Linked DNA regions of Homo sapiens: regions 1 and 2 are each linked to region 3. A link is a contact called in ENCODE Hi-C or POLR2A ChIA-PET data. All regions are on one chromosome and are shown on one strand. The core of a region is the stretch at or near the end of the contact, and the rest is flanking DNA. Distances in the headings are between cores, read along the strand shown. Region 1 overlaps ITGA11 (integrin subunit alpha 11). Region 2 overlaps ITGA11 (integrin subunit alpha 11). Region 3 overlaps ITGA11 (integrin subunit alpha 11).

What was found. Hi-C counts contacts between places; a loop is a spot of excess contacts on that map. ChIA-PET counts read pairs that join two places held with the same protein, here RNA polymerase II (POLR2A). Pooled maps may share reads with other maps.
Region 1: a loop to region 3 is called in a map of endothelial cell of umbilical vein, with 5 times the contacts of the local background. The contact joins two enhancer-like sites. A Hi-C loop is called at or near these places in 2 of 168 maps with a recorded cell type or tissue (IMR-90 and endothelial cell of umbilical vein) and 8 of 50 pooled maps. POLR2A ChIA-PET finds 5 or more read pairs at or near these places in 3 of 52 experiments (AG04450, activated naive CD4-positive, alpha-beta T cell and activated naive CD8-positive, alpha-beta T cell).
Region 2: a loop to region 3 is called in a map of posterior cingulate gyrus, with 2.9 times the contacts of the local background. The contact joins two enhancer-like sites. A Hi-C loop is called at or near these places in 5 of 168 maps with a recorded cell type or tissue (CD4-positive, alpha-beta T cell, breast epithelium, naive thymus-derived CD4-positive, alpha-beta T cell and 1 more) and 5 of 50 pooled maps. POLR2A ChIA-PET finds 5 or more read pairs at or near these places in 4 of 52 experiments (A549, CD4-positive, alpha-beta T cell, WTC11 and 1 more).

What each region holds. Positions count from the first base shown.
Region 1 is chr15:68,351,087-68,355,680 of GRCh38, forward strand. It overlaps ITGA11 (integrin subunit alpha 11), which reads right to left. Exons shown (of 30, transcript NM_001004439.2): 8 at 172-316. Among named protein-coding and RNA genes, the nearest start is that of FEM1B, 76 kb to the left of the region's middle. Within about 2 kb of position 1,510, at least 17 of the 41 ENCODE cell types and tissues checked have a DNase peak (open chromatin) inside an H3K27ac peak, as active enhancers do; they include endothelial cell of umbilical vein, where a contact is called at or near this core.
Region 2 is chr15:68,332,779-68,337,671 of GRCh38, forward strand. It overlaps ITGA11 (integrin subunit alpha 11), which reads right to left. Exons shown (of 30, transcript NM_001004439.2): 12 at 2,919-3,067. Among named protein-coding and RNA genes, the nearest start is that of FEM1B, 57 kb to the left of the region's middle. Within about 2 kb of position 2,658, at least 11 of the 41 ENCODE cell types and tissues checked have a DNase peak (open chromatin) inside an H3K27ac peak, as active enhancers do.
Region 3 is chr15:68,387,240-68,392,072 of GRCh38, forward strand. The region is part of intron 2 of ITGA11 (integrin subunit alpha 11); the gene reads right to left. Among named protein-coding and RNA genes, the nearest start is that of ITGA11, 43 kb to the right of the region's middle. RefSeq lists a silencer at 2,751-3,045. Within about 2 kb of position 3,297, at least 4 of the 41 ENCODE cell types and tissues checked have a DNase peak (open chromatin) inside an H3K27ac peak, as active enhancers do; they include endothelial cell of umbilical vein, where a contact is called at or near this core.

The sequences.
Region 1 (4,594 bases), core at 260-2,759, 38 kb before region 3:
GAGCAGTGCAGAAAGATCCTCAACTTGTTGTTCAGAAGATGAAATGGGAGGCTTTTTTGAGGGCCTGGACACTTGTGATACTGCCTGGAACTAGTCCCTTGGAGTCCCCAGGGATTTGATGGTAAAGCCTCTCAGAGGCCATCAGCAGCCCTTGGGCGGGCCAGGACTTACGGCCACCGCATATCTTGTTACGTTGTCTCTTTCGCTTTGCTGGATCACCTTCTCCAGGTCTGGGCTGTCGTGGGACTCCCCATCTGTGATGACAATCATCACCTTCTTGGCTCCTTTCCTTCCACCCTTCTGGAAAGCCTCTGAGCTGGAAGCCAAGCACAGGGGCAGGGTCATGAAAGGTAAGTGGGATTGGGGCAGCCCCTGACGCTCCTGCAGAGGGGCAGCCACAGAAACCAGGACCAAGTCCTCCTTGGGCAACCCAACAGGTGCCAGGACCTCAAACCAAAGAAGTAGCTGGATTGAGATGGCCAGAGCTACTCTTTCACCAGCTGCTCAGAGGGTTCTTAGATCTGTTGTTTTTAAATGAAATGTTGAAAAGCCCCTTTGGAGTCCTGACCTTGCTGTTTTGGACAGGCCAAAGGGATGAGGTGGACCTGGGAGGGGAGTTCAGGGGCAAGTGGCAACCTTTAGAGGCATTAAGTCAGTGGTTCACAACCCCAGCTGCTCACTGACATCTCTCGGAGGGAGGCTTTAAAAACTGTTGGCCTGGCACGGTGGCTCACGCCTGTAGTCCTAGCACTGTGGGAGCCGAAGGCGGGCAGATCAACTGAGGTTGGGAGTTCGAGACTAGCCTGACTAACATGTCGAAACCCTGCCTCTACTAAAAATACAAAAATTAGCCGGGTGTGTTGGCATGCGCCTGTAATCCCAACTACTCGGGAGGCTGAGGCAGGAGAATTGCTTGAACCCGGGAGGCGGAGGTTGCAGTGAGCCAAGATCGCACCATTGCACTCCAGCCTGGGCGACAGAGTGAGACTGTCTCAAAACAAACAAACAAACAACCAAACAAACAAACAAACAAACACCATTGATGTCCAGGCCTCAGCCAGACCCCTGAAATTGGAATCTCTGGGGTGGTGGCCTGGATATTAGTTTTTTTTTTTTTTTTAATTGAGACAGAGTCTCCCTCTGTTGCCCAGGCTGGAGTGCGGTGGCACAATCTCAGCTCACTGCAACCTCTTCCTCCCGGGTTCAAGCGATTCTCGTGCCTCAGTCTCCTAAGTAGCTGGGATTAGAGAGCTCTGCCACCACGCTTGGTTAATTTTTGTATTTTTAATAGAGACGGGGTTTTGCCATGTTGGCCAGTCTGGTCTCGAACTCCTGGCCTCAAGTGATCTGCCCGCCTCTGCCTCCCAAAGTGCTGGGATTACAGCTGTGAGCCACCGTGCCGGGCTGGCATCAGTATTTTATAAGGTTCTGGTGAGCATCCAGAGTTGAGACTCACTTTCTTTAGTACTGAAAACAGGATGTGCCAGGGTGACTCAGCATCCAGACAACACTAACCCATAAAATGCGTGCGATGAGGCCTGACAGAGCTCTGACTTCCTCACAAGGACTACTTTGATTCTATTTTGGGAAACATTAAATATCAAATTCCATGACAAATATTTCTCTTTCTCACTTTTTATTTTGTTTTCAGTGCCCAGAGCATGAGCTCAGCCCACCTATCAGGCAATCCAGCCCAGGAGACAGCAGGGCTGGCACCTCGACCGTCAATTGGCAGAGAGGCTCTTGTAACAGGCCATTGGGCTACAAAGCATGAAAAACTGGCTCCCAAATCACCACTGGCTTTTGGTGTCCCTGTGGCCGGCCCTCCTTTAGACCATGAGGTTCTGAGGGGTATAGACATGGTCTCACCGAGGAGTCTGGCCCAGAAGTTATAGTCTGCCAATAAGGATCTAAAAATAAATGTTAGTCTTAGACTCTGAGGTTATTCCTCATGGGTCTGACCCACAGCAAGGCAGGACAGGCCACAGATTTAAGCTCTGTAGTGACAGGTTAAAGAGCCACACGGCTTTGGTATCAGAGGTATCTCTTCTTACGCAGCACGCTGAGGAACTGATGCATACAATTTAGGAGTTGAGGAATTTACAAAAGCTGGAATACATTAGTTTAGAACATCTTCAAACTACCAGCAAAGAGAAAAAACATCCACCATTCTCTTAGCAATTCTCCGATATGCTGGATATGTTGCCTTAAAAAACCCACTAATTTTAGTATGTGCTGTGGACTGAAACCTGCAGAGGCACGTGCCACATGACGAGAGCAGGTTTCGAGCTCAAGCGCAACCCAGTAGCAGGAGAACTCTGCTATTCTTTCCAAGGGGATTCTAGATGCTTCCATGACTGCATGGAAGGGCCAGGCCCAGGAATAAAACACCCTGCAAAAAAGCATGGCAGGAGCAAAACAGGTTTTATTATATATGGACCCAAGAAAAATGTCAGGATCATATTTCCATAGAGTGGAATAGTGTGAATGTCATATGAATCTGTAATCGTGCGAATATCAGCATGAATCATCAGATTTTAAATTCGGATTCTGCACTGGGTAAAGGGACTTGGATTTGTTCCTTTGTAAATTAGATTATACATTCCTTGAGAGCAGCAAGAGCTTTATACTCATAACAGGCTCCATGGGCCTAGAAACCAGAGTGGCCCATGGAGATTTAGGCCCCGTCACAGCTCCTTTCTGCTCAAAACCTGCACAGGTTCCTATTTCTCTCAGGGAAAGCCCAGATTCTGACAACAGCTCACTAGGCCCTCTGAAATCTGGCCCGTTTCCTCTCTTAGCCTCTGGTCCTGCTCACTCACCCCCACCCACACTGGACTCTTCAATGGTCTGGAAGGCCTCAGGCACACCAAGCCTTTCTCTGAGCTGTTCCCTCCCAGCCATCTGCTTGCCAACAACTCCCTCACCTCCTTTCAAATCTCCAATCAAAGGTCATCCGTCAGGGAAGCCTTTCCCCACCACCCTGTGCATGCTGATTCTGTACCTGCCCTCTGCACCTGCTCCACTCCCGCTACCACACTCCATTCTCCCCATAGCTTTCATCTCTTTCTAGTATGCTGTTATTTATTTATTTATTTATTGTCTGCCCCTCTCTCTAGAATGTCAGCTCACGATGGCACGGTATTTGTACCTATTTTGTTCACTGATCTAGCCTTGGTGCCTAAAATAGTGTGAGGCACATAGTAGAGGCTCAATAAAGTGTTATGTGGACAAAGGTAGAATCACACCACATTGTTCAGGGGCCCTCTCCACTTCCCTGCTGTACATAGCTGCCAGGCTCATTTTTTTTAACGTGCATATCTGATGATTACACTCCTGTACTCAAGAATCTGCAGTGGCCACCCATGCTGGTTTTAACTACAACATCATCACTCCCACCATCTTTACATGGCTCACTTCCCACCAACATGAACCCCTTGCTGTGGTCAAAAGGAGCACATCTCTGAATGCAAATGTTCCTTGACTTTCCCTCTCCTCTGCTGTTCTCAGGGTGGAATGTCTTGTGTGGCACGTCTTCTGTTCACCTCTTTTTGTTGGAATCCCAGGGTCTTCCCAGGACAGGTCCAGTGCCGCCTCCTCCTGGCAGTTCTCCTTGGCCACTCCATGGGGGCCCCTCCCTCTCTCATCCTCACCGAGTTAGGGTTAGGGTGAACACTTGTCACAGCCCTCCCATCAGTGGCCAGGACCCACAGATTACCGACATCTTTATAAGCCCTCATGTTCATGGCCTGGATCTTTGCCCTTTCATAGGTGCATAGGAAAAAACATGCATTAAGAATAAACTGAGTGAGGACAGAAAACCTTTCACCTTAAAAGGCACCAGCTGTAGTTTGGGACTTGAATTTGGAAGTTTGGGAAGATCAGAATTTGAGGTGAAGATTGCAACCTCAGCGGTGCTCATGAGTCACTGATGGTTCAAACTACCTGGTGAGTCACACACGGATAACTGAGCAGGGGTTGGTGGGTTGTAAAGTGAGGTCCAAACAGTGGGCTTTATCCCTGTATGAGTCAGTTAGCTTCACACTGAGAAAGTGAGAGCTGGTGGTTATGGGCTGCCTCCCTTACCCAAGCCATTTCACAAGGGCCTGCTGGGAGTCTCGGGTCTCACCCCGAAGAAGGCAAAACAAAAACAGAAAAATGGCCCATTCCTTATGAGGATGAGTAAGACAGCCACCTTCACATGGAGAAATGCTCATTTAGGAAAAGCTTGAGCAAGTTTTATCAGCAAACAGAAACACGCTAGTTGAGCAATGACTTAATTATAAAGAGTTATGAGGTTGGAAAAGTCTTAATCTTTTGAGCCTACGAATTCACAATACTACTAAATAGTTCTTTTTTTCTTTTTTTCTTTTTTTTTTGAGACAGGGTCTGGCTCTGTTGCCTAGGTGGAGTGCAGTGGTGTGATCTTGGCTCACCGCAGCCTCTGCCTCCTGGGCTCAAGTGATCCTCCCACCTCATCCTCCTGAATAGTTGGGACTACAAGCATGTACCACCATGCCTGGCTAATTTTTGTATTTTTTGTAGAGATGAGGTCTCATGCTTCTGCCCAGGCTGGTCTCAAACTTATGGGCTC
Region 2 (4,893 bases), core at 1,408-3,907, 55 kb before region 3:
GGCAAAAAATCAGGAGACTATTTAAAAGTATGAAGAAGACATCCAAACATAACTACCACGAACGTTTTAGTGGATTTTATTCTAGTTTTTTTCCCCTGAGGCATGTTGCCTATTTGTAGGTGTGTGTATATATGCTTTTATTTTTACAAATTGGGGTAATAAGGCAAATATAGTTTATATACTGATTTTTAAATAAAACAATACATCATGAACATTTTTCTATGATGTATTATATTTTCATCTACAACATAATCACTGGTCATTCCACAGTGCTCCAAATTATGCATGTATCATAATGTGTTTAATCAGTTATTGCTGGACGGTTAGCTTTTTTTTTTTGAGGCAAGGTTTTGCTCCATCACCCAGACTGGAGTGCAATGGTGCAATCTTGGCTCACTGTAGCCTCAAACTCCTGGGTTCAAGTGATCCTCCCATCTCAGCCTCCTGAGTAGCTGGGACCACAGGCACTTACCACCGCTCCTGGCTGTTTTAAAAAATTATTTGTAGAGATGGGGTCTCACTATGTTGCCCAGGCTGGTCTGGAACTCCTACGCTTCAGTGATCCTCCCACCTCAGCCTCTCAAAGTGCTGGGATTACAGGTGTAAGCCACTGTTTTTAATTTTTGATGTTATAAATCATTCTGGCATTAGCATCGTGGATGGTGAATTATGATTTCTTTCAGTGTCTGAGCACTTGCTGTGTTCCCCTTCTGTTTGGGGTACAGTGCTCCCCACTTCAGTGAGGGCAACATCCACCCCCTCATCAGAAACCCAGAAACCCTGACTCCACCCTCCACCTCTCCCACCCGTAAACCTGCCAGCAAGTGCTACGTGGTGGGTGCCAATTCACCAACTGCTCCCCCCTGCTTCGTCCCTAGGTGAGGCGCCTTCTAAAGGGCCTTCCAGCCTCAGGCTGGCCCCTTCAGCCCACCCCCATGGCAGCTGGCGTGGCCTCTAACACCACTCCACCTCTTGCTTTTGGGATAGTATCTAAACTCTCTAGCAGGACCGTGCTGGACCAGCCTCCCTCCCCAGCCTCTGTCCCCACAAGCTCCTGCTCCCACTGCAGTGCTCCCGGGTCCTGCCAAACTGAGTTATTTCTCTTCTCCAAAGGCCCCAGGCCTTGGCTGGCTTCCAGGCTTCCCTCTGCACAAGCTTTTCTCTTGCATGCACTCCCCGCCCCTGCGTCCTCCCCAGACCATCCCCTGCCATCCCTCAAGTCTCAGCTGATGTGTCACTTCCTGTTAGAAGCTATCCTTGACCTTCTCCACTCTGCTCCCTGCCCCTTTTCCATGTGCCTTCAGCTCCATACTCCTCCCACCAGCCCCCACTCCCTCTGCTGGGAGCCTCATGAGGGCAGGCATTGAGCCTGCTGTGTTCCCTCTTGGCCAGGGTACTTTGCCTGGCACACAGAAGGTACCTAATTAATGCTTATTGGATCACTGGGTAGCTTAGGAAAGGGGAAGGCGCCCTGTTCGTGGACAAGCCCTGTGTGGGATGGTTTATAGCCTTGGGTTAGCTCATGTGAGCCCCATGCTGCTAGGAGAGAGAGTCATCCTCATTTTCAAGGGAAGGAACCAAAACTCAGAGAATTGCTTGCCCAAGGTCAGAAGGCCGGTCACCTGGTCACTGCCAAGCTGGTTGGAACTGGGGTCTGTCTGACACCCTGGCTCATGATTCTGCCTACCCCGTCCATCTCTGGCTTAGCGTGTTTTCAGGAGAAATCTATTCTCAAGGATGAAAAGCTTTTAACTGAGGAGAAGGATAAAAAATTTAGAAGAGAGGAAAGGGAAATAATACACATGGGTGGGAGAGGGAAGAGATGTGCCTACATAAAGTAACTAAGAAGCGGACAGACAGCAAGTGAGGGAGGGGGCGGGAGAAATTTGTCTAAATATGTGGCCTCAGCTATGTGGGTCACCGCGATTTGGAATTCACTTAATTTAGCTGCCTTCAGCACTGTGGTTTCTCCTTCGGATGTTGGAGGCGGAACTGGGCAGGAAAAATGTCATAAATTCATCAGCAAATTCCCTCCAGCTCTCAAGGTCTAGCCCTCGATTCCCAAAAGAGCTGGCCCTGGGTGAGTGTGGGCAGGCAGGGTGGAGGGTGAGAGCTGAGCTGCCTGGGATGGCCTGCACCCAAGAGACAGGAGGAGGAATGGCAGGAGGGTGGCGCTCTGCAGTGAGAGGGATTTAGGTTAGACTCGGTGAGGAGCGGATTCTCACAGTGACCAGCCAAGGGCAGTCAGAGACTCAGGAGACAGGACTGTTCCCAGGCTCAGGAGAGCCGGCAGGGAGCTGGGGACAACATGGAAGGGCCTGGACAGCACTCAGCTCTGGCCTAGAGAGGGCACAGATGCTGCTGGTTAGGAGGAGCCCAGGCCTGATTTTGGGGTTATTTGGGGTCAGGAGGTGGCATGATGCAGGCAGCCCCACCAAGAGGGTTCTTGGCTTGACCCAGTCATGAATTTGCCATAGAACCCTGGGAAAGCCACCTTGCTTCCCAGGAGCCCAGTTTTCCCCTGTGCTGGAAGTGACTTGGGATTGGAGCCCTGTTTTCACCACCAATGACTCTTATAGCTTTCCAATTTGCATTCATCATTGTCCACCACAGGACTCTTGGCAGCACAGTCTGGTTGCCAACCACCTCCCTGTGGGGCAATGGCATTGGCAGCCTTCCCATTCCTCATTGCTTCCATTCCAGGAAAAGGGAAGCAGCTGGCATCCTGGAGGGCCCATGGGGCCTTCTGTAGGTGGATGCGCACTCCTGCCACTCCTGGCAGCATGAAGGTGGCTGGAGGAACATGACTGCCCTTTGGGGCACCCAGTGGTCCAGGCATGCCTGTATTTACTGCCCTCCCATTTGTCTGATCTGCCCCCTCTTCCCTCCATCCCGGCCCCAGGCTCCCCCTCCATTACCTGCTGGCCCCGCATAGCCTGGTGGATGGTGAGGCTCCGGTTGTTGTGCATGGTGAACAGGATGACCTTGCCCGTGTGGTTGAACCGGGGGGCTCCGGCCACGTACACCCGCCCCTGCCTGGAGGACACGACCGATGTGACTGTGTACCCTGCCACAGGAGGAAACAGGCTGATCTTTGGCACCGTGTCCTCAGCAGGCGTTGCTTGGCCCGGTGCATGGCTTGGCAGTGCCAGAGGATGGGCCAGTGATGGGGTAGGTTCAGGGCTAGCTGAGCAGATTCAATCACGCAGGGCCATAATTCCTAGGGGCAGCTGGGGAGGCCTGGAAGAGGCAGGACCCAGGAAGGGGGTTTGGAGGGTAGGGAGAACTCACTGCACCCCAGCCCCTGCTGGAGAAAATAAAGGAAGCCAGGTGGGACTGCTAAAAGACTAACTTGAAATGCACACATCCCTCCTTCACCTGCTCATGAGCACAGCAGAGGGCAATGGGGAGTAGGGCAGACTCTAGCCTCACTTCAGTTAATACTGGGGAGACTTTGTTTTGGTTCCCCACCAATCTTCACTCTTGGAGACTAACCAGGGTTCTCTTTATTACCACAAACGCCTGCTAAGTGGCTCACTGAGGACTAGAGTGTGAGCCGTAAATGTGGAAGGAGTTGGTCTGCTTCAGATATTTACATGGGGTCTCAGGGATTCTTGCAGCCCCAAAGCTTTGCAGACTCAAAGGTGGAAGCTCCTAGGCTCTTGTCAGCCCCATACATACAGCATGCCAAAGAGAAAGAAAAGGAACCCCAGGGGCTCTTTTGGAAAGGCTGCCAATCCCCGCTCCCGGTATGGCTGTGCCTGATCACTGTGAATCTCAAGTCGCCCACCCAGTACCCAGGAAGCAAATGTGCAGCAACTTCAGGCAACTCTCCTGAAAGTGGGCTCCAGCAGGTGTGGAAAGCCGATGGCATCCTAGAATTCCACTTTCTGCCAGATAATCTTGGATCCCAGATTTTAGATGAGTGTTGGACTTTGTTGACAGTTCCTGGGCTGTTTCTGGGGAACAGATGTCCCCTGCAATGCACGTGTGTGAGTGTGTGTGTGCACATATATGCGTGTGCATCTGCGTATCTGTGTGTGTAACACTGTCACTTGGGTCTCATTGGCTGCTTCTAGAGTGGCTATAGGGTGTACAGATGAGCTGACTCAGTGCCTGGGGGTGAACTGCTCTGGTTCCAGACACAACAGTTTTCACTCTTGAGGCTGTACTTTGGGAAATGAGGCTTGACAGGTCCATAATACCAAGACCTCACAAGGGGTGGCTAACATGGCCATGTATTTAGAGCAATCATAAATATATGGGTGGGTGGGCTTAGCCTTGTGGTGTAGGGCAAAGGTTTCTTCTGAGCTGAGCCCTCAGTGGCACTACTGTAAATGTTCTCAGTTGGTCTTGGGCTTCTGGGCCTGCTTGGAAGGAGGGGCACTGAGATGCAGTTTGAGGTCCAAGTGTCCTCTGGGCAGGCATGGGTCAGCATTCAAAGTTCACAGAGCTTCCTGCCTTCCAGCTGTCTGTGGGCAGCACCTTTGGTACCCAGGCAACTCTCTGGCCAGCAGGAAGGGCCATTCTGAGGCTGGGCCAGCCTCCCTGAAGGCCTGATGAAAGGGTAGGACCATGGCCCGAAATTTATACTGCACCCCCAGTGGAGGCTGGGAGCTGGCCTCCTGGTCTCCTTCCCCTGTAGGGCTCCTCTCCCTTGAAACACAGGAGGAATCTTCCAGCAGGCATCTCTGCCCCAGCAGAGAACCCAGACACTGCTCTCACTGGATGACTCCTAGACGGAGGAGGAGGAGGAGAAAAGGCACTCCCTCAAGACCCCCACCCAAGGCAGTGACTGTGGCTAAGGCATGACAGCTGGGCCTCATGAGTGTCCATCAGCCAAGCTCTACCCTATCAGGGTCTTCTGGGAGGGGAAGCAGGGTGGCTTTGCTG
Region 3 (4,833 bases), core at 2,047-4,546:
ACTTCACCTCCAGCCCCATCTCCGCTGTCTCTGGGCTCTCCCTGGCCCCACAGATGGAGGCATCTACACGGTGATTCTGCCTCTGCCTGCTGTAACCAGCTTAAGACACTGGGAATGGCAACCGCTAAGTGTGTGGTTCTCAGAGTGTGCTTCCCAGACCAGCAGCACCAGCACCACCTGGGAAGTTCTAGAAAAGCACATTCCCAGGCCTCACTCAGACCTACTGAATCAGAAACTCTGGAGGTGGGTTCCAGCAATCCGATTTAGCAAGCGTTCCAGGGATGCACGCTAAGGTTTGAGAGTCATTGCTGGACAGTAGTTCATTCCAGACTCTTTACACATGACACACATGACAGTAAAGCCTTGCAGAGACTGGAGATTTTCTGTGTGTGTTAATGTATATTATAAACATTCCCTTACATCCGCTGGGCTCCAATCCTGGTAGAGGCTGCCCAGTGCTGTGAGCTGCCCAGCCCGGCCCCTTCAGCTGCTTCTAGGAGAGGCACTCCTGGCTGCTGCTTTCCCTCCTAGAGCTGGAAGTCCTTACGATGCTGCACCCACCTTCGTCTTCCTCACAATCCTCTCCTCTTCTGCCCCCGGACACAGCACCTCCTCTGACCCTTCTCTCTCCGCCTTCTCTTTCTCCTTCCTCCTCATACCTATGGACGTTCTGCAGTCTGTCGTTCATCCCAAGCCCCGCTTCCTTCTCCCTGCTGAATGGAGCTCTCCTGATGCACATGTGGGTCTCAGCCCTAATTTCCCTGCCAAACTGAAGGCCCCCTCCCCTGCACCTGGATGGCCCTTGGATCCTCCAAACCAATGAGTCCAAAGCTCAGCTCACCTGAACTTCCAAAGCCTGCACCCTGTTGCTGGATTTTGCTTTTGTGTAAAGGATACCACAATCTTCCTAGTCAGCAAGATATGTCCTCAATCATCCTGCAGCCTCTTGCATCTCTGAACTTGCCTCCTTCTGCTCTTGCCCTAGCTCACTCTACTCCAGCCACACTTGCTGTTCCTTGAACATCTCAAGCATGCTCCTACTTCACTTGCCATTTGCACTTGTCATTCCTTCTGCCTGGAATTCCTTCTCAGATAACCATGATTCTCTCAGATTCTTCCTTTCCCTCATGTCTCTAATGACTATCATCCTGTCATGGCGGCATCCTAGACAGCCTGTATAAAGTTGAGCCCTCAATTCAACCACTGTTCCCAAGCCCACTTACCCTGCTTAATGTTTTTCCATGGCACAGATAACTATCTGACAGATGATGGACAAACTAATCATACTTTTTGCCCCTCCAGAAGAAAAACTCCATCAGAGCAGAGACCTTGCAATTCTATTCACCATTGAGTTTCCAGAACCCATTACAGGTACTCAAGAAGTATTAATGGAATGAATGAATGAATTACTGCTGCTCATAAAGCATGCCCCTTTCTCAAGCCCCCACCCCTTAGCTTGAGCATCCTCTTTGCTCACCTAGACTTCTACAGCCTTCCCACTTGACTCCTCACCTCCAGGGTCTCCTCCCTCGATTCCATCCTCCACATGGTAGCCAAATTGATCACCAAAATTATAACTCTGGTGAGCCACTCTCCTGCTCTAAAACCTCCAGTGGCTCCCTATTGCCTCCCAAGTACAGTCTCTTCACTCTGCTATTTAGGAACTCCATGGTAGGATCATCACTCTCCCAGCTTTTGGCCTTACTTCTCTGCTTTTTGTACCTTCTCCTCCAGCCACATGGGATGGCGTCCTTTCTCTAAACACAGTTTCTTCTTTTCCATCTCTGTACTCTTTCCCATGCTGTCCCCTCCATCTCTGTACTCTTTCCCATGCTGTCCCCTCCATCTGCTGTACTCCTCTCACCCATGTGTACTCTGAACATTGGAATCCTATCCACCTGGAAGCCTCCTCCTTCACAATCCGCTCTCAATTCCCTCCACCCCCACAGCCTCATGCTGTTGGAAATTAACTCTCTCTCCCATGAACACCTGAGATCCTTTTTGTGTGTCCCTCCTTTGGGATTCATCTGAGATCGGGGTTCTGTGAACATACGCCTTCTGTTCCAGGTTGGGCAGCACTTGATCTCCCACCAACCCACTTATGCAAATACACTTAGTGCTGGGCCCTGTGGACACCACAGCCTCGCTCTCATGGGGCCAGCAGCGTGTCTGGGGAGGAGCATGGCAGCCCTGGGGCAGAGGCTGCTTCTGTTCTGTGTCCCCTTGGGGCTCACCAGGCTCCTGCCCTGAGGCAGAGGGACTAGAGAGATCTGGGCTCCAGTCTTGCCTCTACCTCTGACACTTATTAATTATGTCATCATTTGGAGTCTCAGTTGCTTTGCCTGTAAAATGGGGACAAATCTACTTCCCCTACAAGTTGCTCCTGTCTGTACACCTGTACCCAGGGAATTCACCATGGTCTCTTGATCTTAAAGCTCACCATGTCCCTAGAGAGTCCCCTTTTGGAGCTCACTGGGGACTGGCAGTCTTCTGCTCCCTGGCGCCCTCATGGAGAGGAGGAGAAACGTTCTGCCTTGCTGAGAGCTGAGGCTTCTCTTCTCTCCTCTCCAGGGGTGAGAGCTTCAGTGAAAAATGGGATACTTGTGAGGCCCAGCTCTGTTTTTTCTCAGCATCAGGAGGCTTCCTGCTTCAGGGGACCAAAGGCTCAGAGAGGCCCTCTGCAAGCCCTGCATTGGAGCTGCTGGGACATCAAATGGTCTTAAAACCCACGGAATTAATAATTTCAATGTAAATGCGATAGTCATGTGGATTAAATTTCTCTGAAAATACACAAGGGCTTAAAAAGCAGGGGCAGAGAACACTCAGCCCAAGAGGAATTTGTTTTCTCTTTCCTTTTTGTGTGTCTGCGAGTGTTGTTATTGTTGCTAGAACCAGGGGATGTGGAAAACTGTTCAGGATGTCTGAAGCGTTGGTGTATGGTCAGCTTTGCTGAGTTTGAGCTCTGAGTTGTGAGTGAGGTGGGAAGAAGGAGAAATGTTAAGAAAATAAAGTGACTGCCCCACCAGGTCTGCCCTCTTATCCTCCAACTGTTTACTGCGGGCCCTTGACGTTCAAGGAGGCTTACGGCTGGTAAACGGGGCATATCTCACTGGTGCCTGAGGTGGGAGTCAGCGGTGGATTCTTCCCTGGGGGCAATGCTGGGACCTGGATTTGGGGGCCGGGGCTGGGGAGTGATGTTCTTTCTCACTGGAATCTGTCTTACATGCTCAGTGGAAACAGCGGATCCTTGGGGGGTTACAGTCTCCCTGCTAGAGTCCCCTGGGAAACTCTTTCAAACATGCAGCTTCCTGGCCTCCCCCACAGCCCCAGGAGATGCAGACCAAGGCACGCAAGCTCTGCCTGAGGTGTCGGAAGCCAGGTCCATACCACAGAGGCAGGAAGAGCCTGGGTCAGAGGGAGCCTCTCAATCAAGTCAGCAGTGGCCTGCAGTGACTCAATCCTCGTTTCCTGTTTTACTGATTACAAAATATAATCGTGTTTTGGGTATTCTTTGATCCTGCCTAGCTCCCTGGGACAGGTATGCTCATTCCTATTTTACACATGGGCAAATAGAGGTTCGGGAAGGTTGGCAGAGGTTCTCCCAAGGTTCTTCTTCCACGTGGCAGAGGCTTCGCACTTCAAACCTTTGCTCCTGTCCTTCCTTTGAGGTTCACCCTGGCACAGAGCTGAATCAATACATCCCACTGGGGTCATGCTTAATAGTCAGCCAATGTCTCCTAAATGACACTGGCATCAACCTCTCCTTTCTAGGATCAACACCCATAGGGTCCTAGGTCTGAATCAAATTCTTGGAATGCTGCCCATACGACAGAGAAGATGGGGCCAGAAGAGGAAGCAGGGAGGGGAAAGCCAAGTAGGATTTGTGGTGGGATCCACACAAGTGGGAACAGAGATTCTAGAAAGGCCCAGTGTGCTCCTGTCCATTCTGGAGGGGGCTCAGCTCTCGGGGTCCCCAAGGCCACCCTCTCTGTTTCTCTCAGCTCGGCTGTGGCAGTAACATGCTCAGGTCCAGTGGCTGCAATGGGTGGGACCCTGCCCACCTGGGGCACCATTTCTCTCCCACAATGCTCCAGGCTGCACTCAGATAAGCAAAAGCTACCAGGAGTTGGTTCTGTCATATCTTTCTGCTCTTCTATGCCCAACCTCCAAGATCATGTTCAACTGCCCTCTTCCATGGAGCATTTCCAGAGACCCCAGGCACAGTGATTTCTCCTTTCAGAGTCTGGCTGGGTTTCTGCTGTGAAGATGATGCTGTGTTGGCTGCTCTTGGGCTGCAGGGAGATGAAGCTGGTGTCCAACAGGGGAGATGGGCCATGGGCCTCAGTGACTCCAACAAAAAGTGGGAAGTGATATGTGTTATCACAGAAAAGGCTTGGGGAGGGTAAGGTCATTTTAGGCTAGGAAAAGGATTCAGAAAGCCTTCATGGAGAAAGTAGCCTCAAAGATGCATGTAATTAATACCAGGTCATATTTGACTTGCATTGGTTTTAAATTATTTCAAGGGTATTAATGTTGCCTCCCTAACTGGTCTGTGACTTATTTGAGAGTGAAACCACGTTTTACTCATACCAATATTTTGCCGAGTCTAGTAAAATTCATTAACAGATGCCTAATAAACAAATATTGGTCAAAATAAATTCTGTCTTGGAAAAGTCAGTTCAACTTAATTTTTAACCTTTCATACCATGTAAACAATATGGATGTCATGCATCTTATGTCTGGGCTGGTTGAAAGAGGCTCAAATCCTTAATTCAGTCTGTCAAAGTAAGTTCTTTGAGCACCTACTAAACACCAGGAATTATACCGCTGATT